2 separate regions of the Homo sapiens genome follow, and region 1 is linked to region 2. The links are chromatin loops, found by intact Hi-C in ENCODE. Cell type or tissue: HCT116. All regions are shown on one strand. Each heading gives the region's core, and the rest is flanking DNA. Links, peaks and the distances in the headings are about the cores only.

Region 1 (15,578 bases), core at 5,658-8,157, 140 kb after region 2:
AGTATGTTTTATTTCCTTCCCTACTGGCCTTTGTGCTATTGTCATGTATTTTACATCCATATGTAAAAAACCTCACCTTATTATTTTCATTAAACAGTAAATTATCTTTTAATGAGATTTAAATAAAAAGAAAAATATTTTATATTTCCTATGTATTTACCATTTCCAGTATTTTTCATTCCTTGTGTAGAACATATTTCACTCTGGTATAATTTTTCTTTGGTCTTTATTATATATAGTAATCTTTAATATCTTTTAAGTCTGGAGGTGATAACTAAAAGAACTAAATTCTCTTAGTTTTTGTAAGTATAAAAAAAGTCTTTACCATCACATTTGAATGATTTTTCTTACTGGATATAGAATTTTAGATTGTTTTGTTTTTCTTTTCTATAAATTAAAAGTGTCACTCCAGTTTCGTCCCACTTGGATTGTTTCTGACAAGAAATCTGCTGTCGTCCTTACCGTTGTTCTCTGTATATAACTTCTCTCTTTTTTTTCTGCCTGCTTTTCAGATTTCCTTGGTTTTATGCAATTTAATTAGGATGTTATTTGTAGTTTTTGTAGTTTTCCTTAAGTTTTTTTTGTTCTTAGAGTTCGTTGAGTTTCTTGGATTTGTGAGTTTATAGCTTTCATCCAACTTGGAAATTTTTTGACATTATTTTTTAAAATATTTTTTCTGTCCTTCATTTTCTCTTCCTCTTCATAGACTACAATTACAACTATCTTAGTTTTCTTGCTATTTTCCTGCCACCCACTGGTGCACTGTTAATTTTAAATTATTTTATCTCTTTGTATTCCATTTTGGATGATTTTTAGTGGCATGTCCTCAAGCCTGCTAACTTTTCTTCTGATGTATCTAATCTGTTGTTAATATCACCCTACATATTTTCATCACAGACATTGTAGTTTTTATCTCTAAAAGCCTAATTCAGGTCTTTTTAATACTTTCTATGCCTCTACTTTATTTTTAGATCTATGGAATACTGATGAAATGACTGTCTTAATGTCATTTTCTGCTAGTTGTAACACTTTTATCTGTTCTGGTCAGTTTTGATTGATTGATTTATCTCTTCACTATGTGTTATATTTTTCTGCTTTTGTACATGCCTGGTAATTTTTTATTGTGAGAACTATGAATTTTACCTCATTGCATTCTGTACATTTTTGTACACCTATAATATTCCTGACCTTACTTCTAGCATACAACTGTGTTACTCAGAAACAGTTTGAACTTTTCAGTTCTTACTTCTAAATTTTGTTACTCAGAACTAGACCTACTTATTACCCACTTCTGAGACAAGACTATTCCAATTTGCTATGGACTGACTTGTGTCTCCCCCAAATTCATATGGCAAAGTGCTAACCCCCATGTGACTGTACTGGAGATAGGGCATTTAAGGAAGTGATTAAGGTTAAATAAGGTCATAAAAGTAGAGCCCTGATCCAATAGAACTTGTGCTTATAAAAAAGGAAGAGACACCAGAGGTTGGTGTCATATGAGGACACAGCAAGAAGGTGCCTTTCTAGAAGCCAAAGAAGAGAGCCCTCACTAGAAACTCAGCCTTGCCAGAACCTGAATCTTGGACTTTCCAGCTTCCAGAACTGTGAGAATATACGTTTCTGTTGTTTAAACTAATCAGTCTGTGGTATTTTGTTATCATACCCCAAGGTCACTAATATATAGGTACACTACCAAGTGTGATGTATAAGGTTTTCTTCTCTAGGCTGTGGGGGGAAAACATCATTTTTATCCCTACATGAGCACCAGTTACTATTCCTTCTAATATTTTGGGGTGATTTTTTTTCCTCCAAGCCTCAGGAGAATGCATAGACATGCACTGATCAATATTCTCCCTGATACTTAATGGAGACTCTCTGTAGCTCTCCAGAGTTATTTCTTTATTCAATTTCCCTCTCTGGTATTCTGTCCTACACACTCTAGCTAAGTTGGTATCCCAGACTTTCCACTCCATCTCTTCAACTCAGGAGTCTTCTGGGCTGCAGCTGGGTCTCTTTCTCTGTGTCACAGCCTGGAATCTGTTACAAGGCAATAAACTGGAACATTTGTAGGATTCATCAATTTTATTATCTGTGTCTGAGGCATCACTGCTCTTGTTGTTTAATGCCCATTGTCTTGGAAATCATTGTTTGCTATTGTTTGATTTTTTTTTCATTTGTTTCACACAGAAGAGTTAATCAAGTCATGATTACTCCATCTCAATCAGAAGCAAAATCTCACTAGCATTTCTTTTACTTCTTTTTCATAGTTTCTATTTCTATACTAAAACTCTCATCTGTTTTCCTACAATGTTTACCTTTTCCACTACATCCTTTAAGCATATTTATTGATATTTTAAAATTCCTGTCTACACTATCTCTAGGTGTGTTTTATTGACTCTTTCTTCTCTTGACTATGGTTAATGTTTATTTTCATCTCAAAGTTCCCCCAAATTTTATTGCCTAACAGATATTTTATATAAAAGGACACCAGAAAGGGGAATAAATAATACTCCTAAGAAATGTCATGCCCTTTCTTTTGCCAGGCTTCAAGACTGGAGGGCTAACTCTATCTGATAGGTGTCAGTTTGGGTCTGAGCTTTGTTTCAGCTTTAGTTTGATTCAGTTTCCCACTGGCTTCAAATGTTTTGAGACAGAGGTAAGTTTTTCCCCTTCAGCAGGTTCTAGAATGTGAAAACTTGAAAGTCCACAGATTTCTTTGTGTTATACACAAAGCTGTCAGTTTTTCCAACAAACCATAGGAGATCTCCCTCTGCCTTACAGCCTGGCTGCAAAGAGATCACTAATGACCTCTCTTTGCTCTCTGTGCCTGTCCTCAAATTTCTGTTCCTCTTAAATCTGAAAGCAAGGTGTGCCTGCCCCTCCCTAATCTTTGGTCATTAAAAGCCCATAGTGCCTTAGATGCTTTTCTCTTTGCTCTCCTGGTCTGTCCTCCACCTTTAGACATCGGCTGCCTTGCACCTGGGGAAGACCCATCATACTTTGTGAGGATCTCTCTAAGCTATCTGGTCCCAGCGTTTAACATAACCACCCATGAACTTGGTGAAAACCTACATTAAAAAGCTGATAAGTGGATACAGATTTGCTCTGTGGATAGAACTCCTTGACATTCTAATTTTTCACATTATCTCACACATAGCCATTAAAACTTTCTTACAAGTTTGAAGGGTTTCTCCCTACCATCTAAAGTAGATTTCTCCTGTCCCACTGATTCTTCTTGATTTGGTTTTTAGGGCAAGAGTGGCAGACAGCTTCTTTTGACTTTCTACATCATAACCAGAAACTAAGGTCCCCTAACCCTTCCTTGTAACCCTCTGCCTCATCGAAAATGAAAAGTGCCTCTTTCTTACAGATGTTCCTGTCATAGATGACATTCCATCTCTCACTGTGTTTGCCTGGCTCCCCTGAGGGCTGGGAGGGCTGGACAGAGAACTGGGGATTTCCAGATTTGGAAGGAAACTCTGAGGTCATCCTGTCCAGGATGTTTCTTACTTGGGAACTTCTTCCTTGGGCTTTCTCACACCCAGCTACTCTTCTGTCTGTGTGTTTTAGTGTCCATGTATCATCTTCACCGTGTCTGGCTGCAGGTAACCTGGTGATTCCCACCCTACAGTGGGCTCAACTTTTTTTTCTCCCTCTGAATTTTGAACATAAAATCAAAACAACATCTAGAAAACTTTCTATGTGCCCAAGCAGCTGTGTCTGGTTTGGCCCACACTTTGGGCTGGGACTTGGTCAGTGCCATCTTTTTATCCAAAGCGGTTCTATTCATCTGAATTCAGTATCCCTGGTCTTATTTGATGATGAAGTGACTAAGTGCTTAACTTGGGTTTGGAGTTTTATTTATTGTTTTTTGTTGTTGTTGCTGTGATTTGAACTATGTCCATTTATTTTGGTTTTCTTTTGTTTTTCACTTGGTAGCCTACTGCGGCAATAAAAGTTTAAAGGAAGCTCAGCTCCTAGTTATAGCAAAACACTCTTTAATAATGACTTTTTGCATAATTAAAAACAGGACCTGTAAATTTCTGAATAATTCGTCATTTTATTGGCCAAATGGAACTGTACTATGGTTAATGCAGGAGAATCACTTGAACCCAGGAGGCAGAGATTGCAGTGAGCCAAGATCTTGCCACTGCACTCCAGCCGGGGCAATAGAGTGAGACTCTGTCTCAATTAAAAAAAAAAAAAAAAAAAAGAAAGAAAAGAAAAGCATTTACTAAGAACTGGGATTACCTGGCAGCAGTAATACAGCTACTATCACATATGAAATACCTATTATGTGTCAGGCCCTACAATAGGTGTTTTATTTGCATTATCCCATTTAAACTTCATAACACCCCTAACTAACAGTCCAAATGATTACCTCAATTCACCAACACAAAAGCTGGAAGCATCCCAAGATGACAGAGCTAGTGAGTGTGTCTGCAATGCCAGGGCTGTCAACCCCAGAGCCTTTCTCTGAGGCCAGGCTGCCTCCTGTCTTAGGGACAAATTTTTATCCTCCTTCTTCTCTCCTCCTCTACACAAAACACTCCTTAATCCAGCAAGATTCCTCTCCCATCCTGGTTACTCGGAATCCAGCTTAATACCTGCCCAAGGCAGATCAATGGCACTTTAGCTACCATCCTCATCTCTGAGCTTCTTCTCCTCCTCTTTTATCACCTCTGCTATACACTCTGCCCCCACAACAGGTGTATTCAAGTAAATGCTGTTGTAGGAGTTATTAAGAAATTATTTTAGGCAGATAGACAGGAAAAAGGGGTCCTTGGGAAGTTTTCATTCTTAAAGCAGCTCTTAAAGCCAGGTCAGCAACCTTTGCTATTCAAATGCCAGCCATTAGAAACTGGGTCCATCCAAACATGGCGATTCCCGGCCTTCTTGACTTTGATCCACATGTTCCTGGCAACATGGCCGCCCCCACATATCCCCACGTGTGTAGAACATCATGGCGCCTGCATTTGCGTACTAAATGGCTAGGGTGGGAGGGCCAGCTTTTTCAAGGGCTATGTGAATGTCATGCCTGATCAAACCAATCCCCTAAGCCCTATGCAAATCAGACACTGCCTCCTCCAGCCTCTGCATATACCTGGCTGGTATCCACCACACTTGGGATTCCCTCTCTCAGCTTTGGAAACCTCCTCCCTCTGTCTCTGTACAGGGGACCTCTTCTTTCTTTCTTTCCCCTTCTTTCTTGCCAATTAAACTCTCCGCTTCTTAAAACCACTCCAGTGTGTCCGCGTCGTTTTATCTAATTTGACTCCAGACGAAGAACCTGGTGTTCCTCCACTCTTCAGAGCTGTATCAACATGCGCCTGGCAGAGAAGGGGGAGGGTGGAGGGCTAGTTCCATGATGTGAGGGTATGGGATGCAAGCGTTCCACCACTAGTGTCTACCTGGGTAGACAAAGGCTGTGGAGAACAGAAATCAGAACAATGATGTCTCTGGGATGGGATGGGGGAGCTGGGAAGGACAGGTGGAAACTCTTGGGGTGGAAATGTCCTAGATCTTCTTTGGAGTATTGGTAATTTGGATACATTTGTCAAAACTATAGAACTCTACACTTAAAATCTATCTATTTTATGCATAAAACTATATATCAATAAAATATTTATTTATTTATTTGTGTATTTATTTATATATTTTTAGAGATGAGGTCTTGCTCTGTTGCCCAGGCTGAAGTGCAGTGTTGTGATCCTAGGTCACTGTGGCCTCAAACTCCTGGGCTCAAGAGGTCCCCTTGCCTCAGCCTCCCAAATATCTAGAATGACAGGCATATGCCACTACATCCAGCTAATTTTTTAAAAAATTATTTTAGAAATGTGGGTCTGGCTATGTTGCCCAGGCTGGTCTTGAACTCCTGGCCTCAAGTGATTCTCCCACTTTAGCCTCCAAAGCATTGAGATTAGAGGCATGAGCCACTGATTACAGCCCAAAATATTATACACACACACACACACACACACACACACACACATATATATATTTTTTTGAGATGGAGTCTCGCTCTGTCACCAGGCTGGAGTGCAGTGGCATGATCTTGGCTCACTGCAACCTCTGCCTCCCAGGTTCAAGCAATTCTCTTGCCTCAGCCTCTTGAGTAGCTGGGACTACAGGCATGCACCACCAAGCCCAGCTAATTTTTGTACTTTTAGTAGAGACGGGGTTTCACCTTGTTGGCCAGGAAGGTCTTGATCTCTTGACCTCATGACCCACCCTCCTTGCCCTCCCAAAGTGCTGGGATTACAGGCATGAGCCACTGCACCAGGCCTAAAATATATATTTTAAAAGAATGCAGGTGCTATGGCACCCAGATGGCTACCTTTCAAATGGCATGGCTTTTGCCTTTGACAGCCTGCTCCCATCCTCACACAGCCCCCTCACTCCAGTTATACTCTTGAGCCAGTTTGGTGACCCCTGATTCTCATCAAAAGAGCTTTACAAGCTTTTGGGGGAGCGGGATTCAAGGACACCAGGCCAAGAAAGAGCCATGTCCAAGAGCACCCAAGTTCCTGAAAGGAGAAGTGGGCACTGTACAGAGGCATGAATGGGGCACCTACAGTGGACAACCTTAGCAAAAGGTTCTCTGGTCCCTGTTATGACTCAAGAGGGACAGGCCAGCTCTACTTGTGCTCTTCCAGAAACCAGAAGAAGTGAGGGCAAGGGCTGTGGATCAGAGGACTTCCCACTCATCTGGCCACTGGACTCTGCCCTGAGGAGGTGAAGTCTCCATCATTCCCCTCTCCTTCCCTTCTGTGAAATGCTGGTTCTCTAACCTCAGAGGCCTCACGCCTTTGGAAGGAGTAAGTGACCAGTATTGTGAGGCTCCAGATAAAGCCATCGCCTGACTCTTGGCAAGAGTGACTCTGAGGAAGCTGGTGCTTCAGTTGCTGAACAACCCATCGGTGTCTCTGTACCACGGTGGGGTCAACCCTACCCCGGAGCAGTGGAAATCCCAGAAACACCCTTTACTCGGCCCTCCTCTCTCCTACCCCTCTGCCCACCATCTCCCAACTGGTTTGCCTTTGATCTCAACATAAAAAACTCAGGCTCATTTTAAACCTGTTGATACTCTAATGACAAGAATCGAGACAACAGTAATTAATGATGAACATTAAATGGCCCAGCCCAGCTGCCCAGCAGAAACCACAAGGATAGTCATAGTGAGTCACCAGCTCTGGCAACAGGAGTGTGCTGCAGGCTGTCTGGGATGTGGCTTTGTTATGCCCAAGGTCTTTTCTTCCTAGCACAACACCTCAGTGAGGGCCACTTTAACAGAACTGTGAAGCCTTCTACCTGCCTCCAGTTTCCCCTTTAAACAATTTCCAAGGACTCCACCAAGCTCTTGCTCCTATTTCAGGGGCCTGGGTGAGACACAGGCGTCTTCCCCCTTTTCCTCTCCAATTTCGAAAACAAACTCTGATATCAGACATTTACACCTTAGTGAGAATCGAAAAAAGAAAAATAACAACTAAGTCTAATGTGTGATAACTGAGGCAGGAGAATAGGGCCCGGAGGCAGGGAACATAAGGCCCATCCACACCTTTAGTTCCTAGAACTAAATCAAATGAAAGCACTTCAGCAATGACAGGAATGTGAATGGCTTTGTAACTTCATTTCCTCCTCTCCAGTCCCGCCATTTACACTTTGTAACTTCACATTCATCCTCTCCATTTACATAGACCACACACTCCAAGTAACAGCCTCTCCATTTACAATAGGGCAGATTCTGAGTAAATGACTCTGTGACTTCACTTCTTTCTTTTCATTTACATAGAATATTCACCAAGCAGCCAGGTTGGTGATTACACCAGTAATCCCAGCACTTTGGGAGGCCGAGGCAGGCAGATCACCTGAGGTCAGGAGTTCAAGACCAGCCTGGCCAAACTGGTGAAACCCCATCTCTACTAAAAATACAAAAATTAGCCAGGCATGGTGGCACCTGCTTGTAGTCCCAGCTACTCTGGAGGCTGAGACACAAGAATCGCTTGAACGTGGGACGTAGAGGTTGCAGTGAGCTGAGATCGCGCCACTGCACTCCAGCCAGGGAGGCAGAACGAGACTCTGTCTCAAAAAAAAAAAAAGAAATTCACCAAGTAACTAAACAGAAACCTCTAGAGTATTGAAACTCAGAAAATTCTGTAACTGGGCTCTTGAGCCCCTACGCTTGGGCCCGCTCCCACACACTGTGGAGTGTACTTTCCTTCTCAATAAATCCCTACTCTTGCTTTCCTTGCTTTGTTTGTGCGTTTTGTCCAAATCAATTCTTTGTTTAAGATGCCAAGAACCTGGACACCTTCTACTGGGAACAATAGCCACCCAACCAAGTTCTAGGTACCCAGGAGTGAATTAAAGCAATCACTCCCCATGTCAGCATCGAGGAGAAAGGCATGACATTGCAAAGCCACTTCTAAGTGTCTTGCTGGGTAATAGCTGCACAATTCATGTTCTGAAAAATAGAAAGCATCAATTTCACTGACACACTAGGCTGGGTATGGTTGATTTCTGTCTTTAGCTGTACTACTGAACCAATGTGCTTTTAATAGGAAGGCTGCACCCTTTTCTTTTTTTTCTTTTTTTTTTTTTTTTTTTTTTTGCACAATAACTTGCTTTTCTGTGCCCTGTGTACTACTCTCCTAGGGGCTCTGTGAGCTTTTATGTTTACACTGGAAAGAAATATTGAAAGCAAAGAGTTTCTTTCTGTCTTTTTTAAAATAACCAAGTACAGCACTATTCCCAATGGTCCCAATCTAAGTTGCTTTCAGTCACCAGGAAAGAGATTAAGCAGTCCCTACCAACTTTGCAGCGCTTTACTCTGAAGCATGAACCAAGCCAAGGTCAAGCTCACAGGCGGCATCTTTCATTACTGTGGGGGCAAAGCTCCAGTCAGACCCATCAGAGTGGAGGCTTCTGGTCTCCAGCAAGTCATTATGTACTTAGGATTATCATTAATTTTCTCTCCCTGAAGTGCTTCTGATGAATGTGAGAGCTAAAGCCGACTATGCATTCGCTAATAAAAGGTTCTATGTTCAATTTTCTAAAAGTGCCCTTAGAGAATCCCCAATTTCCTGCCTCTTCTAAGAAGAAGCTGAGTTTGTGCTGCCTTCATAAAGGGAGAACTGAATCATCTTGGTGTAAAAGCTTCCTGAAGGTTGGAAGGAGAGGCCCCTGGGACATTCAGGAGACTTGGAACCTTCTGGGGCCTGGCAGTGTAGATAGAGCGGTTATTATTTATTGCAGACTTAAGAACTGTACACCGATGTCTATGTGGCTCCTGTTTCTCCATCCCATTTTCCATTTGCAAGGCTTCAGTCTCCTTCCTGGGAATCTTAAACAAGCTCCTACAAGTCCTGTTGAGCCCAGCGCATAAAGCCCATTTAGCTCTCTATGATGGGGTCCACACTGCCCAGGGGGGTCACCTGACTCAATGCGTTCTTTTGGCTATATCCTCAGTTGTCACATTTGATTGAGGACATCAGCTGTCTTAGATATGGTAGGGATGGATCTGTGCATTAAAGCAGGCAGCTGGGATGCCTTTTGCTCACCAGGAAGGAAGGACATGCAGGCTCTGAGTAGGAGCAGCTTTGAGTAGACGGTGCATGTGTTCACACTCAGAGCCCTGTAGCCTGGTCTTTTATTGAGACATAGAGACTGTGAAGCATTTTTTTGCTAAGCTTTAAAGTTTTAATTAGCTTATTATCATGAGCTGGAATGGGCTGTAGACGTGTTCAGGGCATTGAAACAATGCCTTCTGTGTGGGGCCCTTTTGGAAGAGAGCTCTGGGGCTTAAGGCACAATGGCTTCCTGTGTCCCAGGGCCCTGGTATGTCCTGTTCTTCCACCATTGCCTGGGCCACTCCCAGGCAGCATCCAGGGTGTTGTTGTGGGGTTTCAGCCACTGCTATGAACATTAGTGCAATGCATTTCCTCCTCATGGCACTAATGAAGGCCAGGCTACATAGGCCGGCATTGTCCAACATCTGCCTAGATGCCTAGCTTATGGCTGCAAACAGCAGCACAGATGACCAACAGATGCAAGCTCTGCAAAGAGCTCTGTAGCTAAACAATGAAGTCCCTGAATCTCCATACATGCTGATAGAGTTCAAATTAATCTATCACACTGTGGATCTGGCAGATTCTTGTCTTTGTTTCTGTTTCATCATCCAAGTGAATACAGTAATTACACTTGGGTGCCAGAGTGTAACAGCTAGTTCTCAGCCCAATAGTCTTGGCATGAAGAACCAAAGTAGGCTCTTTAGGTAAATTGCATGGTAAGGGGAAGGCCTCTGCTCCTGACAGGAGACTTCCATACATTCCTGGGTGCTGTACTGAGTGAGAGTTGCTAAGTAGCTAACATGGGCAGTCTGACTTCGGGAAGAAGTGAGGAGTTTCTTTAGGAGAGCTGGAAGTTCAATAGCTACACATTCTGGACTGGATGAAGCCAAGACAGGCCCTATTCAGCCTCTGACACAAATGCACTCCCAGATCTTTTAAGGCACTCTCTGATCTTGAAGTTGAGGTTTCCAACTCTAAATTTGCAAACAGTTTTCTGGTGATTTGTTGGATTTTTGAAAGAATTTCAAGGATGTGGGAATCAAGACAGAGGACCAGTGAGACTTGACCCAGCTACCCCCTAATTTCAACCAGGCCATCTCCAACCTGAACTCTCTTATAGATTGTGGCTGAGTGGGATTTATTTTAAATAAAGGATTTTACTGCTTAAAAAGCACTACCATGTTATAGCTTGAAACCTTCTGGATTAAACAATCTCAAAGGCCATGCCCCATTCTAACAGTCTAAGATTTTAGAGAGTTCTGTAGTTGTAATACTCACAGGTGTCGACTGGGCACGGTGGCTCATGCCTGTAATACTAGCACTTTGGGAGTCTGAGGTGGGTGGATCACCTGAGGTCAGGAGTTCGAGACGAGCCTGGCCAAGATGGTGAAACTCCGTCTCTACTAAAAATACAAAAAATTAGCTGGGCAAGGTGGCAGGCACCTGTAATCCCAGCTACGTGGGAGATTGAAGCAGTAAAATCACTTGAACACAGGAGACAGAGGTTGCAGTGAGCCAGGACTGCACGCCATTGCACATTGCACTCCAGCCTGGGCAACTACAGTGAAACTCTGTCTCCCCCCCACAAAAAAATGCAAGTTAAGCCAGACCATTGTGGGAGCAGATCATAGCAGAGCTAAAAGACTATAGTCTTAGGGAAGTGAGAAATTTAATTAGACTCTCTCACCTTGCAGAAACTTTAGGTCCAAGACAGAGAAAAAAGGAGGGATTTTGATAGTATAATTAAGGAATTTTTTTTTGGATTCCCATTCACCAACCCTCTACCCCCTGCCAGCCTCTAAGTCCTGGTAAAGTGACTGTCATGATATTCTAGTAAGTTTGGGATACTCAGAAAAAGATGTGCTGTTGTACAATGTTGGTCAACAGTTTTTTGTTCTGGATTGTCTGACAAGTCCAGGTAATCTCTTACTAATTCTTTTCCCTAATAGCCTCTACCTCCAGCCCATTCAACTCTTGTCCCTTTACTAACCTGAACAAATCAATAGCTAGTCTAACACCCACAACTTTAAAATTTTACCTCCTAAGGAACAATTTGACACTGTAGTAATATTTATGACTCTAAAAGCCAGCCTATTTTATCAAACGATTGGTTAGTTTCAGGAAGCTCTTTGTCATATGTAACATCAAACAACAGATTGATTGGCTTGAAAACAATTTTCAATTTAATTCCTTGGAAGTTAGGTAGACACAGCCTACTTTTGGGAATAGCTGTCAAAAATGCTGTGTCATTAAGGCATCATGTGTTCAGTATTGAGTACCAAATATACACATTTCAGGCACAATAGGAAATCTGATACGCCCTTTGGAAAAGGAACAGGTAGAACTAAACCTTTTATCTCTGCTAGGATGTGATTTACATGGTACTTCTATGCTATTGCATATTCAGTTATAATGCTTTGGGAGATAATGAATCTTTTTCATTATTGTAGTTGTGCTTGAATTCAGTACTCAGGGCCAGAAACACATGACACTTAATGCTTGCTTTAAGATAAAACCATCGGGCCGGCACGGTGGCTCACACCAGACAATCTAGAACAAAAAATTGTTAACCAACATTGTACAACAGCACATGTCTTTCTGAGTATCTCAAATCTATTGGAATATCATGACAGTCACTTTATCAGGGCTTAGAGACTGGTAGGGTGTACACGGATGGTGAATGGGGGAAAAAAAAACTCCTTAACTGTACTATCATAATCTCTCCTTTTTTTCTCCTTCTTGGAGCTAAAGTTTCTGCAAAGTGATGAGTCTGCTTTAATCCCAGCACTTTGCGAGGCTGAGGCAGGTGGATCACCTGAGGTCAGGAGCTTGAGACCAGCCTGGCCAACAAGGTGAAGCCCCGTATCTACTAAAAATACAAAAATTAGCCCGGCGTGGTGGCATGCGCCTGTAATCCCAGCTACTTGGGAGGCTGAGGCTGGAGAATTGCTTGAACCCGGAAGGCAGAGGTTTCAGTGAGCCGAGATCGAGCCATTGCACTCCAGCCTGGCGACAAGAGCGAAACTCTGTTTAAAAAAAAAAAAAAAAAAAAAAAGATAAACCTGTCTTACTGTAGAAGGGAAAGAACTATAAGTCCAGTGACACAGATCCCAATCCCGGATATTACAGTGTATCTGCAGAGGGAATTGCTCCATTTCTCTTGGTTAAAAGCCTTGCTCAATCGTAGTTAGGAGCACAAGGGTGGAATCAAACAAAGCTGGGTTTGCATCACTTATACAATGAGTGATTCCCGAGCAAGATACTTAACCACTCCAAGTCTCCGTTTTATCCCCTTTAAAGTGGGCATAATAATTATACCTATCTCATGAGGCTGTTGTGAAGATTAAAGAACATAGAGTGAGTGCTGAGTAAATGTTCATTATTCTTAGTATTGTACCTGATTTCCTATAAAATGATTTTGTATAACACTACTTCTAATATTATTCTCCATTTTAAAATTCTATGATCCTCAGGTCTGTGGAGATCAGGCTTACTCCTCTAGAGTTCAAAGCATCCAGCTGGTCCTGGGAGCTGTGCTGAGGATAGCCTGTTTCCGTGTCTTCTTACTGGGGTGACTACAGTGAAGTCGTTATGACCTGCCTTCAGACACTCAGAACAGGCTGGCCCAAGGCACCTAGAGGAAGTGGAGATCAAAGTTGACAACTGTGCAACAAGTTTCTGGCTAGTTGGAGACACACAAGCACAGAGGTCTTGAGCGATGCCTTAGAGTATTTGCAATTAAATTGGGCGAGAGAGTGCTGGTGTGCTGCTACTCACAGCGTGCTGGACTGTGGACCAGAGCATCAGTATCATCTGGGATTTGATTGCAAATTTAGTATCTCAGGCCTTGCCCCAGATCTACTGTATCAGAATGTGCATCTTAAAAGGACTTGTGCCTTTTAAAAGGACAGAACGTTGTGTCCTCCCAAAATTTCTGCATTGAAACCCTACCACCTAATGTGACGGTATTAGGAGGTGAGGACCTTTGGAGGTAATTAGGATTCAATGAGGTTGTAAGGATGAGCCCTTGTGAATGGAATTAGTGCTTTTATAAAGGTCATGAGAGAGCTTGACTCCCTTCTCTGTTCCCCACCATGTGAGGGTACGAGAAGTCAGCAGTCTGCAACCCAGAAGGAGATCCTCACCAGAGCTCAGCCATGATGGCATCCTGATTCAGACTCCAGCCTCCAGAACTATGAGAAAGACATTTCTGGTGTTTACAAGGCACCCAGTTGATGGTATTTTGTTATAACAGCCCAAACAAACTAAGACAGGACTCCGCAGTGGTTTGCTGATATACTATTTTATTCCACTGAAAGTAATGGCAAAAACCACAATTACTTTTGCACCAACCTAATAATGTTTGAGGAAGCGCTTATTCAGTGGATTCTAGCAGGAAGTGTCTGTTTCATGTTTCCGCCCCCTAAAATCAAGATGCTTCAAGAATAAGGCGCAACAGTGGTTATGAGACATGAGCTGAGAATTGCCTTCAAAGTAAGAGGATCTGGTGGCCTTCGTTTGGAGACCTTTCTGCTCAGTGTCATCTGGAGTATACTTTGGGGCAGAAAAGCTCTTAAGGCACAACCATTTTTACTGCCATTGTGGGATGTGATGGGTGGCATTGGAAGATGAGTGAAAATTTCACCAGCATCCTGCTTCATGGCTGGATGAGAGGTATTACAGGAAGGAGTGGATGCAGGAAACTGTGTCAATCTTCTTGAGGCAGAGACACTTATATTGAAAGAGGAAAAAAAAAAGTCAAGTAGGAAACATATCCTAAGTAATAAGCACTCAGCCAAGAAACTTAAACAGAGAAAACTATGTTGGGTTTTGTTTTCCCAAAAAACAAAATTTGAAAGTTATCTTCTAAATGTTTTTCCTATGCAGTGCAATAAACCATCCCTACTAGTGGATGTTGCAGAATGCAACCAGTATCAGATTGTCTGTGATTCTAAAAAGGGATGGAGATGCCTGGCAGAGAAAACCCAAATGCAATTCTGCTCAATGAGCCCACAACTGAGTCTCTGCTTTCTTCCTATAAAGGAGCTTTCTGGAGGACACCAGCAGTCAGATTCTCGTCATCAGCAGTTAACAACCTTTAGTTTCAGGATGCTTTGATGGAATCCATCCAGGGTTTGTTAAGAGGAAACATGAGTTTTGCCTTCTCTGTCTTGCCACGTGTCTCGCCAGTGCTCTTTTACTCATGACAGCTTCACCTATCTTATGGGTAAGGAAACTAAGTTTAGGAAACTCGCCCCATGTGACAACTCCTGTGGCTTCCAGAACTTGGACTTGAATGAGGGTCTCTCTTTCTGCAAAGCCTGAAGTCTTGCTTCTCTGCTGTATTGCCTCTCACGTCGTTTGTTCATTTGGGGTTAGACGACGTGGCCATCCTCAAAAAGCTTAAAATTCTTGTTCCAATCGTTGTTCCAATTTCAATAGAGTAGACATTTGTTTCACCTCCCCCCTTTCAGCATAATCCTGTAACCCACATGTAAAGACATGAAATAACCAAACCACAGGGCCCTGAAAAAGTTTTATTGAGCTTCAGCTCAGAGACAAGGAGTTCCTTTGAGGTAGAGGTGCTTATATTAAGACAGAAAAACAGTCCCATAGGAAATATTTTCTGAGCAAAGGGAAAGCACAGAGTCAAAAAACTTAAAACCATTGAGATCTGAAAAGATCGTCCCATCCAAAGAGCCCAGGACAAATTCACTTTCTTTCACGGGTGTCCGTAATAAGGAGCACACCCTCCGGAAGTTTCTATGTTGCATCAATTTGTACAACATCAGTCAGGAGCATAGAGTCTCAAGATAAATGAACTTTTCAAGGCCTTGCTCCTTAAAGTATAGTTTCCCCACGTAGCATCACCCAGGGACTTGTAAGAAATTCTGATTCTCAGCCCCACCCCAGACCCACTGAATCTGAACCTGAATTCTAACAAGGCCCTTAGTCACCATGAGCTATGATCGTGCTACTGTATTCCAGCCTGGGCAACAGAGCCAGATC
Region 2 (13,976 bases), core at 137-2,636:
TTCTAAAATTTGTTTACAGTAGAAATGCACTATTTTTGATACCAGAAAAAAATAATTGTAAAAAATGCTAGCATAAAATGTTGCATTTCAGTAGAACATTGTAATACCAGATTATTTTGTTAACTCTGTTGGAAGTGGAATTTTCCCTCGAGCATGCTATTTCCCTGAGTTGCTAATTTTGTGGCTTTCTCAGTTCAGCTTCACTAGAAGATAAAGGTAGTGACAGATTTCTTTTAAGCAAATTTATTCTGAATGTGACTTAATTTTTATTTAAAACAAAATTCTATTAACCAGGAGAAAAACTGACAAAATATATCATCAGTAAGAGATAGCAATTGAAACAACATATGCAAATTCGCTGGCATTTGGTTTACAATTCTACAGTGAAAACTAAAGCTATATCAGCTTATAAAATCTCCTGCCTATCTTCTTGACATATAAATATTTCAGATAATAATAGCTATTACTACTAGCTTATGTTTTATAGAAATCTTACTCTATGTCAGGCACATGTTAAATCTCTTCACGCAAAATCTCCATCAGTTCTCTGAACAACCATTTCTGTGGGTACCATTTTATCCCCATAAACCAAGGTCACACACCCAGTTAATGAGCCTGTATTCTGATAGGGGGCTTAAATTCTGTTTTCCTCTGATCTCTTCTTCCAACAGAAGTCACTTAAGCAAAGATTCCTGCTCATAAAACACTATATGTTAATAAAGTTAATAATTAAAATATACTTTATTAATTTTTCAAGTAATTATCTATGAGGTTATCCAAATTTAAGCATTTGGTACCTGATACATGTTCAAGTTACTTAGAGACACTTTATTTCGGGTGCTTGATAAATGCTGAGACACTGTGGTTTGTGTTTGGAAGTAGTCTAGCATATTTTCTGGGAGATGTGGGTTTGGGGCGGTCTCTAGAGGTTGGAGGGACACAGATTATATAATACATAGTGAGGAGGAAGCAGATCACATTCTATTATTCTGGGATTGGAGGTCATCCCAGGCATGTACAGAAAGAGCACATTTTGTACTAGGGGCAGGGCAGTTTGATTGTGGATGCCCTGTAAGGATTTCTGGGACGGTGGGGCCATATTGGACCAGGAAGTGGACACCGAGTACAGTTGTTTGTCTCCTCCTACTTTGTTATAGCATTTAGTTGCGCAGTTGGGATGTTTTGAAAGTTGGACTTGACTGAATTTGCTTGGGAAAATATGTTAGGGAAAGTAGGGGCTGGGAAATCAAGAGCTCCCTCCTGCCTCCCAGCCCTGAGCACTGAGGTGTTGTTACAAGAAATAGCCACAGAAGGGCAGCAGAGGGGCAGAAATGAGTTCAGATGGCACTTTTTAAATGAGGACTCTTGCCAGTAATTGTTTCTGCTCAATTTACTTTAAATAGACAGTCTGTCCTGTCAAACATGAATAAAGAAAGGGTTATGTTGAACAGCAAAGAATCGTTTATTCTTCCACATCCAACAGAAAACAGCAACAATTTACACAAAAAGAGCTTCAGTCCTATTTTCAGTTATGTTAGTTCTACTTCAAAGTATCTGTGTCTCTCCTCGGCATCCTCCTGCCTCCCAAGTGAAATCTAGCAGCCACACACCCTCGATGTTCATCTCTTTCCCCTGTGAGATGACAAAGGCCAATTCAGATACCAGGGTGATGAAAAATAAAATTAATATAAGTGCACTAGACTACACTAGATAGAGAGTCAATAATCATTTTTTCCTCAAATGCTCTTATTTTAATGAAATCTGTGCTGTTGGGGGTAAATACTGTCATCACATCAGGCATTTTGTACACTGTGTGTATGTATATGTGTAGGTATATGAACGTGTGTGCTTATGTATGCTTTGTATATATGAATATAGCATCAATTTTCTGTCCAAATAGTTTAGGGAAAGTAGGAAGGCATTTTAGGAATACAATTTGGAATGAGAGTGAGGAGACTGTCCAGCTTCAGAAAATGGTCACGGGCTAGGTGCAGTGGCTCACGCCTGTAATCCCAGCACTTTGGGAGGTCAAGATGGGAGGATCGCTTGAGCCCAGGAGTTTGAGACTAGCTTGGGCAACATGGCGAGACCCCCTTCTCTACCAAAAACAAAAAGAAGAAAAAGATCATGAAGTGTATCCATGCTGTACATGCATATAACGTCACGTACCTTGTAAACACACCCTAATGCTAACTTTTTTTCAGTTTCCCATGACAAATGTCCCTACTTCTGTAATATGTGGGACAGAATGACATTGTTCTAATAAAAAACTCTCTGGCCTGAGGCTAAGGGAGGCCTTTCATGGAGGGTGGTTAGTTATAAAACCAACATCTTGTTTTCTATTTTAAGGCTATCCCCCAAAATCCCATGCTCTTCACGATAAGAAAACAGATATGAGTGTCCTTTTACCTCTGACCATGAACCGTCCAACACTTTAATTTCTTAGAATCTAAGATTGTCTTGCAGATAGACCTTTGCCCCAGGCTTCCTTAACTGGAATGAAACTGAACAATGTTAAATTAGTAATCTGCATTTAAAGTCCAACATGACCACGATGGAGTCACAGATTTCTCTTCCCACTGTAAACAACCAGAAGACTAGACAAAATAGATGAAAAATTGTTTTCGGATATGGACAACTGGCAATGCAGGATCATGATCTTTGAGAGAGAGAAAAACACAGTGAACCCTGTGACTGCCATGACTTTCTGCCCAGAGGAGCTCTGCAGACCAGGAAGGTAGAACCAGGCAGGGGATGGCCATCTAAGAGGAGGAGACAGACATCAGACGCCAAGGCAGCTCAGATTTTGTGGAGAATACCTGGGAGGCAGGAGCTACCCAGAAGAAGAGCAGCAGAAATCTGCAAAGGGATTCCACCCAGTCTTTGACTGAAGGCTAAACTGGGTATGCACAGGTAAATTTCCACAGGGCTAGGCAGAGAACTACCCCAGGGAACAGGGCAATTACAGACCTCGCGGGGCTGGAAGACATTTGATTTCTGACTAGCCCAAGGGAATAGACCTTGCTGAATCCTCAGCACATTCAAAAGAGACACTGGATGCTTAGTTATGCCTTGGTAGTGGGACTAAACTAGCCCTACCCTAAAAACTACTCCAGAACTTCACTAACAAAGTTTAAGAGTTACGCTGATCAGAATAAACTTAGCTGGTTGGAAAAGAAATTCAACACTCTTTAAAGGAAGACACATAGTCTAGACACTCAACAATGTTGCATATGAGGCAGGATAGGTAGGCAAGGAAGCAACTGTGTCCGCGGGGTACGGCAACTATGGTGACTGGCCAGTCAACACGATGAGCCTCAGCATTCACACTGAAGGCCAGCTCATTCAAACAAAGCTGTCTCCAGAAGGGAATTTCCCCTGTAGGGAACATGCGCATTTTGACTTTACCTGTCCTCAAACTCACGCTTTGCTCATTATAATAATAAAAAACACACACCTGGGTGGAGATTTAAGATGCTAATGAGACATGCGACATATGAACATCCATGTACAGCTACTGCGCAAATGCACGAAGAGGACCGCCCAGAACATGCTTACTAGCAACACCTCTTCCCACCCGTTTATGAATAATCATGGAAGACTCCATTAAAGGGAGCATCCCTCGTGCCGGCCTTTGATGTCTCATCCTTACGAGCAGCCTGCCCTGAAGTTTCTCTCAGGGTGTACTGTCCATTCTGCACCTAACTTACAAAATATTCTTTTTCTTTTTCAATAAATTAGTCTATGCTACATCTCCTTTGCTGTGTATCTCTTGTTGAAATTCTTTTAAACTAAGAAGACAAGACTCGAGGACTTACAACAGCCATCAACACACACACTATGTATGTATTCAATAAAAAATGATTCCTTGTGCAGAGGCAGGGAAATGTGGCACATACCAGGAGAAAGATCAGTCAAGGGCAAGACCCAGAAATGACAGTTGATTCTACAGCAGATAAGAAATTTAAATCACTTCTTATAAACATGCTTACTTATGTCAAGGACTTCAAGAAAAACATGAATAAAATGAAATGAGAGATACGAAAGTTTGCCTAACACCAAATAAAAAATACGGTATCTGAAAAGAAACATCCAATCAATAAGCTTAATAGATTAGCATTAAAAAAAAAAGTAACAGTGGACTTGAAGACATAACAATGGAAACTACTGAAAATAAAACACAGGGAGGGAAAAAGGCTAAAAACATGAAGAGCCATGGTGATAAATGTGACAGCAGCAGCAATCTAACATATGTGCCATTAGAATCCTTGAAGGAGAAAAGAAGAGTATTAGAAGAAAGAATGACTGAAATGTTTTCAAATTTAATGAAAATTATAAACTCAGGGGTACAAAATGTTAATGAATGCCAAGTAAGATAAACACAAATATCACACATAATCAAATTGCTGAAAATGAGTAATAGAGAGAAAATCTTAAAAATGACTAGATAAAAAAGACATATTACATACAGGGGACAAAGATAAGAAAATCATTGGTTTCCCATCATACACAAGGCAAGACAGAAGGCAATGGAATATCTTTAACAATTTGAAGCTGAGCATGATTACTCACAGCTGTAACCCCAGCACTTTGGGAGGCTGAGGATCACTTGAGCCCAGGAGTCTGAGATCAGCCTGGGCAACATGGCGAGACCCCATATATTAGTCCATTTTCATTCTGCTGATAAAGACATACCTGAGACTGGCCAATTTACAAAAGAAAGAGGCTTAATGGACTTATAGTTCCACATGGCTGGGGAGGCCTCACAATCATGGCAGTAGGCAAGGAGGAGCAAGTCATGTCTTAGATGGATGGCAGCAGGCAAAAAGAGAGCTTGTGCAGGGAAACACCTGTTTTTAAAACCATCAGATCTTGTGAGACTCATTCACTATCAAGAGAACAGTGCCGGAAAGAACTGCCCCCATAATTCAATCACCTCCCACCGAGTTCCTCCTACAACACATGGGAATTATGGGAGTTACAATTCAAGATGAGATTTCGGTGGGGACACAGCAAAACCATATCACCCATCCCTACAAAAAATAAAATAAAAACCAGCCAGGCATTGTGGCATGTGCCTGTGGTCCCAGCTACTCGGGAGGCTAAGGTGGGAGGATTACTTGAGCCCAGGAAGTTGAGGCTGCAGTGAACTGTGATCATGCCACTGCACTCCAGCCTGGGTGACAGAGCAAGACCCTGTCTCAAAACAGCAACAACTTGAGAGGAGAACAACTGTCATCCCAGAATTTTATATGTAAAGAAAATATTCCTCAAAATCAAAATAAAATAGAGATATTTTCAGACAAACAAAAGCAGAGAAAATGCTTGCCAGTAGACCTCTAGTCTAAAAAAACCGAAACCAAAACCAAAAAGAAGGTAAAGAAAGTTCTTTCAGCTGAAGGAAAGTGATATCGATTGACTACTTCCCCAAATAAATCCACCAAAGGAATGAAGAGTATTGGAAATAGTAAATACATAATAAATATTATAGAACTTTTTTCTCATTTAAAAATTTATTTAAAAGACAATTGTTTAAAGCAAAGATAATAAAAATGGATTGTGAGGTATATAAATATAAAAGAAAAATGCGTGACAACATGGCACAAAGGATGAAATGGGAGAAATTAAAGAATACTGTTAAGAAACTCATATGTTATATATGAAGTGGTGTGTTATTTGAGGGTAGAATGTAATACGATAATGATGCCTATTGGAAACCCTAGAGTAACTACTAAAAACAAAATAGAGATATAGCTAACAAACCAATGGAGGAAATGAAAGAGAATAATAATTTTTTTTTTAATTCCAAAGAAAGCAGAAAAAATGGAACCAAGAATAGATGGCATAAACAGAAAACAGAATAGCAAGATGGGATTTAAAACTAACCATATCAATAATCACATTAAATGTAAATGATCTAATCAAGGTTCCACGATGTATGTCCCACAGGAAAACCTCCTGTTTCTGTAAATAAAGCCTTATTGGAACACAGCCAGTCCCATTCATTTACATACTTTCTATGGCTGCGTTCACACTCTGTCGTGGTTGAGTAGTTGCAATCAAAACCATATGACCTGAAAAGCCTAAAATATTTACCATTTGGCCTTTTAGGCAAACATTTGCTGACCTATGGTTTAATCACTCCTACTGAAAAGCAGTAATTACCAGAATGGATATAAAAGCAACACATAACTATATGCTATCTATAAGAAATTCACTTTAAATATAAAGACCCAGATGGGTTAAAAGTAAAAGGATGGAAAGAAACATATTATGCAAAGACTTCCCCAAAGAAAGTGAGAGTGGGCTGTATTGCTATCAGATAAGGTAGATTTCTGGATGAGAAATAGTACCAGAGTTAAGGAGAAACACGGACTCCAGTGACAAAAGGGTCAATTCACCACAAAGACATAACAGTCCTCGATGAATATGTGCCTAATAACAAAGCTTCAAAAATGGACAAGACTGAAAGGAGAAATAGACAAAACTAAAATGATAGTTGCAAATTTCAATATCTATCTCTCACTATATGATAGTTCTAGTAAGATCTGTCTAATAAGTTCTCAGTAAGAAAATCAGAAAGGAAATAACAGTCACTTATAGAACATCTACCCACCAAATATAAAATACACATTTTTTTTTTCAAATGCATATTCATCATAAGACACATTTGCTGTGCTGTAAAACAAGATTAAAGACATATTAGAGGTCTGAAACCATATAGACCAGGGATCCCCAACCCCCTAACCACAGACGGATACCAGTCCATTGTCTGTTAGGAACCAAGTCACACAGCAGGAGGTGAGCGGCAGGCAAGTGAGCTAAGCTTCATCTGTATTTACAGCCACAAGCTTGCCATTGGTTGCATTACCACCTGAGCTTCACCTCCTGTTGGATCAGTGGCAGCATTAGATTCTCATAGGAGTGCGAACCCTATTGTGAACTGAGCATGCAAGGGATCTAGGTTGCACGGTCCTTATGAGAACCTAATGCCTGATGATCTACCGCTGTCTTCCATCATCCCCAGATGGGACTGTCCAGTTGCAGGAAAATCAGCTCAGGGCTCCCACTGATTCTACATTATGGTGAGTTGTATAATTATTTCTTATATATTACAATGTAATGATAATAGAAATAAAGTGGACAATAAGTGTAATGCGCTTGAATCATCCTGAAACCATCCTCCTCCCTCTGGTTCATGGAAAATTGGTCTTCTGCAAACTGGTCCCTGGTGCCAAAAAGGTTGGGGACGGCTGATATAGACCATATTCTCTGACCATAATGAGGTGTAACTAGAAATCTATAATAAAAGCTCATCCTGGGATCATCCTTCACAATCAGGCTGGGCATTCCTCTTGCCTTTCTCCCTCATCGAGTCCCTTGTTTCCTGAACCATGTCTTCCTCTTTATTGTTTTAGTTTATCCTTTTTGTGAAGCATGTTTTCCTACGGTTTTGTGAGAGAGGGTGCATGGGAGGTGAGCTGAATATGTCATCTTTGCCCTGACGGATCCACTCTCTACCCTTCTCCACCATGCTCTGTGCACTCAGAGGCCAACGCACACAGTTGCCGTCAATGGTCTCCCATGTCCTCTGACTTCTGAAGGGGTTTAAATAAGAGTAGGCATCAGCAGGGAAGGGACAGAGGAGGGACACTGAGGTTGGCATATACATATAATATCTTCCAGCTTTATTTCTGTCAGGTCACTCAGCACAAGTCACATCCCTTGAAGGAAGGTCTCAGATCCTAGAAGGTTGTCCTCTCCCTGCAGACCCCTTGTACCTCGGTGCTGGTCATAGTTCTCTTTCCATTCCTCATTGGGCAAGGGGGTGGTAATTGCCTGTGATTCCTAATCCCTTACTTCACTATTGCCATGTTTTTTCTATGATTTGATCAGATTTTTGTAAGTAGAGTCTTTATTAATATTCTCCTCCAATTACCCAGTTTGTGTTTGTTCTGTCTTCCAGCCAGGATTCTTTATGATACAGGAGGTAAAGAATTTAACAACTTGGTTCTCAGAAAGTGTACTCATTCTATGCTCAAAATGTACTGATAATTTGGTAGCACAGAATTTTATAGTGGAAATGGTTTTCCCTAAGAATTTTGAAGACTTTTTCCATTTTCTTCTAGCTTCCAGTGTTGTGGTTGAGAAGTCTGATGTCACTCTGATGCTTGATTTTTTGTATGGAACTTTTATTTTCAAATGGAAGCCTGTTGTATATTCTGTTTTTCTATCATGTTCCGAAATTGTATGAGGATGTTCCTGAGTGTGAGTGTACAATAATCACTTTATCCAAGGGGGATACATTCCAAGACTCCCAGTAGATTTCTGAAATGATGAATAGTACCAAATTCTACATATACTATGTTTTTTAAGGCAGATAACTGAGACAGCTACCAAGTAACTAATGGGACCATAGTGTATACAATGTGGATATGCTGGACAAAGAAATAATTTATATCCAGTATGAGACAAAGCAGAATGGTGCAAGATTTCATCACACTACTCAGAATGGCATGCAATTTAAAAGTTATGAATTGTTTATTTCTGGAATTTTCTATTTAATACTTTTGAGTCACACAATGACCATGAGTAACTGAAACTATGGAAAGCAAAACCATAGACAAGGAGTGACTGCTGTACCGGTCATGTGATGAACCTTACAAATTGAAATCACATGCTCTTTAGTTCTGGAAATGTTTTTTAAAGGTTGTGTGCTATCTATTGTTTCTCTTCTCTCCTGCTAAAAAGTATTTTTATATCCATTTATTTTATCATTCTTATTTCTCCTATTTTTCACTCATCTCTTTTTTTCACTCTGCTTTTAGAGAGATTTCTTCAATGTTATCTTCTAACTACTTTACTGAGTTTTCCATTTCTGTATCATATTGTTAATTTCCAAAGGTTCTTTATTTGGTTATCTGAATGTTTCCTTTTTCTCTCTTTTTTTTTTTTTTTCAAAAAAAGCATCTTGCTTTGTTTCATCCAAGCATCCTCTCTTATCTATCTGAAGATATTAATGGTAGTTTTCTGAATTTGAAGTTTCATTTCCTTGCATAAACTCTGCTTTCAAAAAGTTTTATCTGTTTGGTTTTTGCTTCATTTTTTTTCATGTCACTGCTACTCCTCTGAAGTCTGGTGAGCCTTGGCTCTCTGCAACTATTTAAGAGAGGGGCACTAAAGGCTGGCAGAGCCCTGTGCTCAGAGGTAGGGATTTTCAACTGTGGATCTCACTGCAGGGAGGTTTGACCAGTCTTGTTCACTGGGGAGTCCCACTCAGAGTCATTAGTAATTTCCTTTCAATTTGGCCAGATCCCTAGAAGAAAATCTTCTCATCTGGAGAGTCTGGCCTGGCTGCCATCATTGTGGGGTCTGAGTGGAGATGGTGGTTGGAACTATAGAAACTATAACTTAATCTCCCATGTCTGTGGTCTGGAGCTCTCAACCTCAAAGATTGTTGAGGTCTCAGTTGAGAGGTTTTCTACTTTACTCGTCTAGAGGAAAAAGTCCCAGTATTCTGCCAGGGTGAGTGAGGGGCAGTCAGTAGGTGAATGCCTCAGGAAGGGACTGGATGTTCTAACTACTCCTTAAGTGAACTTTAAATGTGTCTTCCTGTTTGTAATCTGTCTTCATTCTAACTTCCAGAAGTAGCTAATGCTACTGATTTCAGAGCTTTTTGTTGTTGTTGTTGTTGTTGGTTCTGTGTTTGCTTCTCAGCTTTCTCTCTGCTGATTTAGGATTCAGATGTCTTTAATCACTAAGTTAGTCACCACTTGCCTCCTGCTTTCCAGCTTCTAAATGTTTTGGTATTGTTTCCTCTTCCATTTATCTTGTATATGTGGATTTATCTTTTTATCTTATTGATTCTCGAATCCCTTTGGTATTAATTTGGCAGGACACCAAGAGGGAGGAGAGGGGTATTGGGTTTCTATTGCTGCCCTACCAAATTACCACAAACATTGTGGCTTGAACACTGCAAAATTTCCTTACAGTTCCGATGGCTGGAAGAGTGCCAGGGGATTCACAGGGCTGAAGTCAAAGTGCTGACAGGTCTGTTTTCCTTTCTGGACACTCTGCAGGAAGATCCATTTCCTTGCTCACTTGAGTTTTGGCAGAGTTCAGTTCCTTGTGGGTGTTGGACTGAGATCCCTGTTGCTTGCAGGTTGTCACCTGAGGGCCATTCCCAGCTTCTAGGGACCACTCACACCCCTTGACTCATGGCCCCTTACTCCATCTTCACAGCCAGCAATGATGGGTGAAGTCCCTCTCACACTTTGAATCTCTCTTTCTTCTTCTATCATTGGAGCTCTCTCTGACCACAGCTGGGCAAGATTCTCTGCTTTTAAAGACTCATGAGATTAGACTGGTTCCACCCACATTGTCCCGGATAATCTCCCCTACCTGATCTCAGATCCTTCCTCACATCTGCAAAGTTCCTTTTGCCTTGTAAGGTAACAGAGTGAGAGATTTCAGAGATTAGAGAGTGGACATTTGGAAGCTGGGGACTCAGCCCACCATGGGAGGTAAATGCACACATTTAATCCTCATATTTAACTGAAAGACTCCATTGGTGAGCTCTTAGGGAATGCTAATAAGATTGACTGGGACAGAGAAGGGTTCAAAAGTCATGCCTATGGAAAGTGAATATACTGAATGTTTTAGCTCAGAAGATAAGAAACCAGAGATGAGAGGTACTTATAAATCATTTGCATACAGTTAATAAGTTTTTATGTGTAACATAAAGCAAACTTGTTTTGAATAAACCCAGAAGGAAAAACTAGGATTGATATAGAAGGTTAGAAGAAGACAGATTTTGGCCTAACAAAGGAATGTTCTAAATTAAGGGCTGACCAACAATCGGGAGATCTATCTCAGGAGGTAGTGATCATTCTTTATCAATGTTAGGGTAGGGACAATATACTAGGTAACTTAACATATTATTCAGTCATTCAAACATTCAAACCCATATACTGATTATCTTGTACAATAGTTCCCCCTTATCTGCAGTTTCATTTTCCAAGTTTTCATTTACACTCAGCAGTGGTTGGTTAGTTTTATCAATGTAACATATTTTGAGAGTCAGAGAGAAGGTGCTTACATATTTTTATTACAGTATATTGTTATAATTATCCCATTATTATTGATTGTTAACATCTTACTGTACCTAATTTATAACTTACACTTTGTCATTGGTATCTATGTACAGGAAAAATCATAGTATATACAGGGTTAGGTATTATCTGCAGTTTCAGGCATCAGCTGGGGGTCTTGGGATGTATCTCCCTTCAATAAGGAGAGGACTCCTGGATGTGGCAAAGAGAAGTTAAAACGGTTTATTTTCTGCTCTGAAAGAATTTGCAATAGAATATTTTATGACTCTCTGACTTCACTCTTGTTCCTCATTCTCTCCATTTATTCAATAAACATTTATTGAGCTCCTGCAATGGCCAGGCACCATTCTAGACATTGAGGATACATCAGTGAATGAAACAGAACTCTCTGCCCTCAAGGGACTTACACTCTAGAGGCAGCACAGAGAAAATGCCTTTGACTGAGCTCTGCCCTCTGCCTGTTCAGCATCTCTTGCATCAGTCTTCTCCATGTCACCAACCATGACCATCATTCAGTCTTTTTATGGCACTTAGCTCAATAACTGTGGTGACACTTAAATGGTCTCTGCTTTAATCTATCCCACACCCTGCTTGCAGATTGATCTTGCTGAAGCAATGCTTAATTAACTGACCTCTCTTGGTTTCCTCTTGCAGGCAGAAATCAGTGAAAGCCTCTTAGCCTGGGTTTTTCACACTCAGATGGTCGTTAGCCTCTCCACCTGCCTTCCCTGGGATTCTCTTCATGTCACTTTGTTACAGAAAAAACAAGCCTCTCCCTACTCTCTGTTCATGCTTCACACCTTCCCACAGGCACCTCTTTGCTTTTGCTCTTCCCCTGGCCTGGGATAACTTTTCTCTATCTCTACCCAAATCTTCCCTATCTTCTAAGTCTCGGGTCAAATATCACTGTGTTTACAGAATTTTCCATGATTTTCTTTTTTTCTTTCTTTTTTTTTTTGAGACAGAGTCTTTCTCTGTCACCCAGGCTGGAGTAGAATGGTGCAATCTCGGCTCACTGCAACCTCCACCTCCCGGGTTCAAGCAATTCTCCCGCTTCAGCCTCCCGAGTAGCTGGGATTACAGGCACCTACCACCGTGCCCAGCTAATTTTTGTATTATTTAGTAGAGATGGGGTTTCACCGTGTTGGTCAGGCTGGTCTTGAACTCCTGACCTCAGGTTATCTACCTGCCTCGGCCTCCCAAAGTGCTGGGATTACAGGCATGAGCCACTGTGCCTGGCTCCATGGTTTTCTTAATACTGTCACTTTCCTCTGAAGCCCATGGCACTCAGCGCACTCCTCCTTACATGATTTAACTTCATGTAAGCACATATTCTCTTTTCTTGTCATGTCACATGAAAGTTCGGTAAAGCAGAATTCATGCCTGATGTATTTTGTTATCCTCAATGCTGTGCTCATATGTATTTCTGGAATGACTAAAGTAGAAGACATGAAAGTAAATTCTAGCTTAATTTCTAATGTTTAAGACATGTGGCTAGCTAAATATACTGGCCCACACCAATAACTATAGCACTCTGAGAGGCCGAGGCAGGAGAATCTCCTTAGGCCAGGAGTTCAAGACCAGCCCAGGTGGGACCCCATAACGGGACTCCATAGCCAGACTCTGTCTCTACAAAAAAATTACAAAATAGCCGGGCGTGTGCCTATAGTTCTAGCTACCCAGAGGAGGGAGGATCACTTGGGGCCTGGAGGTCAAGACTGCAATGAGCTATGATCACATCACTGCATTCCAGCCTAGGCAACAGAGTGAGACCCTGTCTCAAAAAAAAAAAAAAAAGAAAAAAGAAAAGAAAAGAAAAAAAAAGAAAGAAAAGAAAAAGGGAAAAGAAAAGAAAGAAACCTAAAGTGTATTCATCTCATTCTGCACTAAGAAGTACAAACTGCATCCTCTGAGCGAATTGCTTATGGAAAGCAGCTGGCAGGCAGCTTCCTTTTTCTTACTGAAGACATCAAATATCTCTAACATGAAAGGGCAGTAGGGTTGTTTGTCCATCCACCTGCTTTAGTGGGGGCTTCATAAAACTGTCTACAAGGAATAAGTCATCTTTGGAGAAGTCAGCCACAGGATCCTGAGTGTCACCTTGGAAACTGTTGCATAATTTACCAATCTGGAACAGACCTATTTGCAAGCCTGAACTCCAAATTTTAGTTAAAGCAAGACATGGTTGGTGATCCCATTGTCGGCTTTCTCGCCTAGTCCTGAGGATGGCATCACTGGAAAGTCAGAGCCTCACCTGAGCAGGCGACATGGCAGTGGTTGTTCTCCTTCAGCTTTCCGCGTCTGCACCACGCGAAGCTGTTGATCTGGAAGATGCCATAGTCGATGCTGCCGTCATCCAGGACCGTCTGGGCTGTGGTGTTGTAGCCGCTCTCATAATATGCCATGCAGATCCCTGGAGGGGGGAAAGCCAGAAACGCCAGCAAAGGAAGTGCATCTTTTGCTCTAAGCTTGGTCTGAGGGCGAGTTTCCTTATCCTTGTTACCTGACTGCTTCCTCCCAATACACCTTGGGCAGGGCAGGGCGGGCATGCGCCCAGGGGGCACACGAGGGGCACATCGGGGGCTGGGATGGCACACCTGAAGCTGTACACCCAGTCAGGGGCTGAGCCTAATCTAGACCAACAGTCAGGTCCCCCCACTCCCCACAATGCCAGCAGAGGTGGCATTATTTTCCCCTTCCCTGGCTAGTGTCATAAGGACAGGACTCCAGGAATAAGGAAATGAGGGGCAGGGGAGGAAGGAGAGGAGACCCAGAGAGCCACAGTTAGGCTAGCAGCCACCCCTGAGTGCGGTGAGGGCAGAGCAGGGGTAGTTGGGAAGACACAGCAGGGAGTGTGGCCAGGAC

What was found. Hi-C counts contacts between places; a loop is a spot of excess contacts. Peaks named below come from ENCODE experiments on the same cell type or tissue, not always from the same donor. Only the 100,000 strongest peaks of a DNase experiment are listed, where the experiment ranks them.
Region 1: it touches region 2 in a loop (2.0-fold over the local background); 3 of 110 quality-filtered maps call a loop at or near these places.

Annotation. Positions count from the first base shown.
Region 1 is chr10:29,151,833-29,167,410 of GRCh38, reverse strand. No RefSeq gene overlaps it. Among named protein-coding and RNA genes, the nearest start is that of LYZL1, 130 kb to the left of the region's middle. RefSeq lists an enhancer at 7,290-7,965. In HCT116, for the core only: no CTCF peak of the experiment used is centred there; DNase peaks (open chromatin) are centred at 6,870 and 7,190; H3K4me3 peaks cover 837 bases; H3K27ac peaks cover 534 bases.
Region 2 is chr10:29,292,067-29,306,042 of GRCh38, reverse strand. It overlaps LYZL1 (lysozyme like 1), which reads right to left. Exons shown (of 5, transcript NM_032517.6): 3 at 13,366-13,524. Among named protein-coding and RNA genes, the nearest start is that of LYZL1, 10 kb to the right of the region's middle. RefSeq lists an enhancer at 3,113-3,649. In HCT116, for the core only: a CTCF peak has its summit at 1,302; a DNase peak (open chromatin) is centred at 1,292.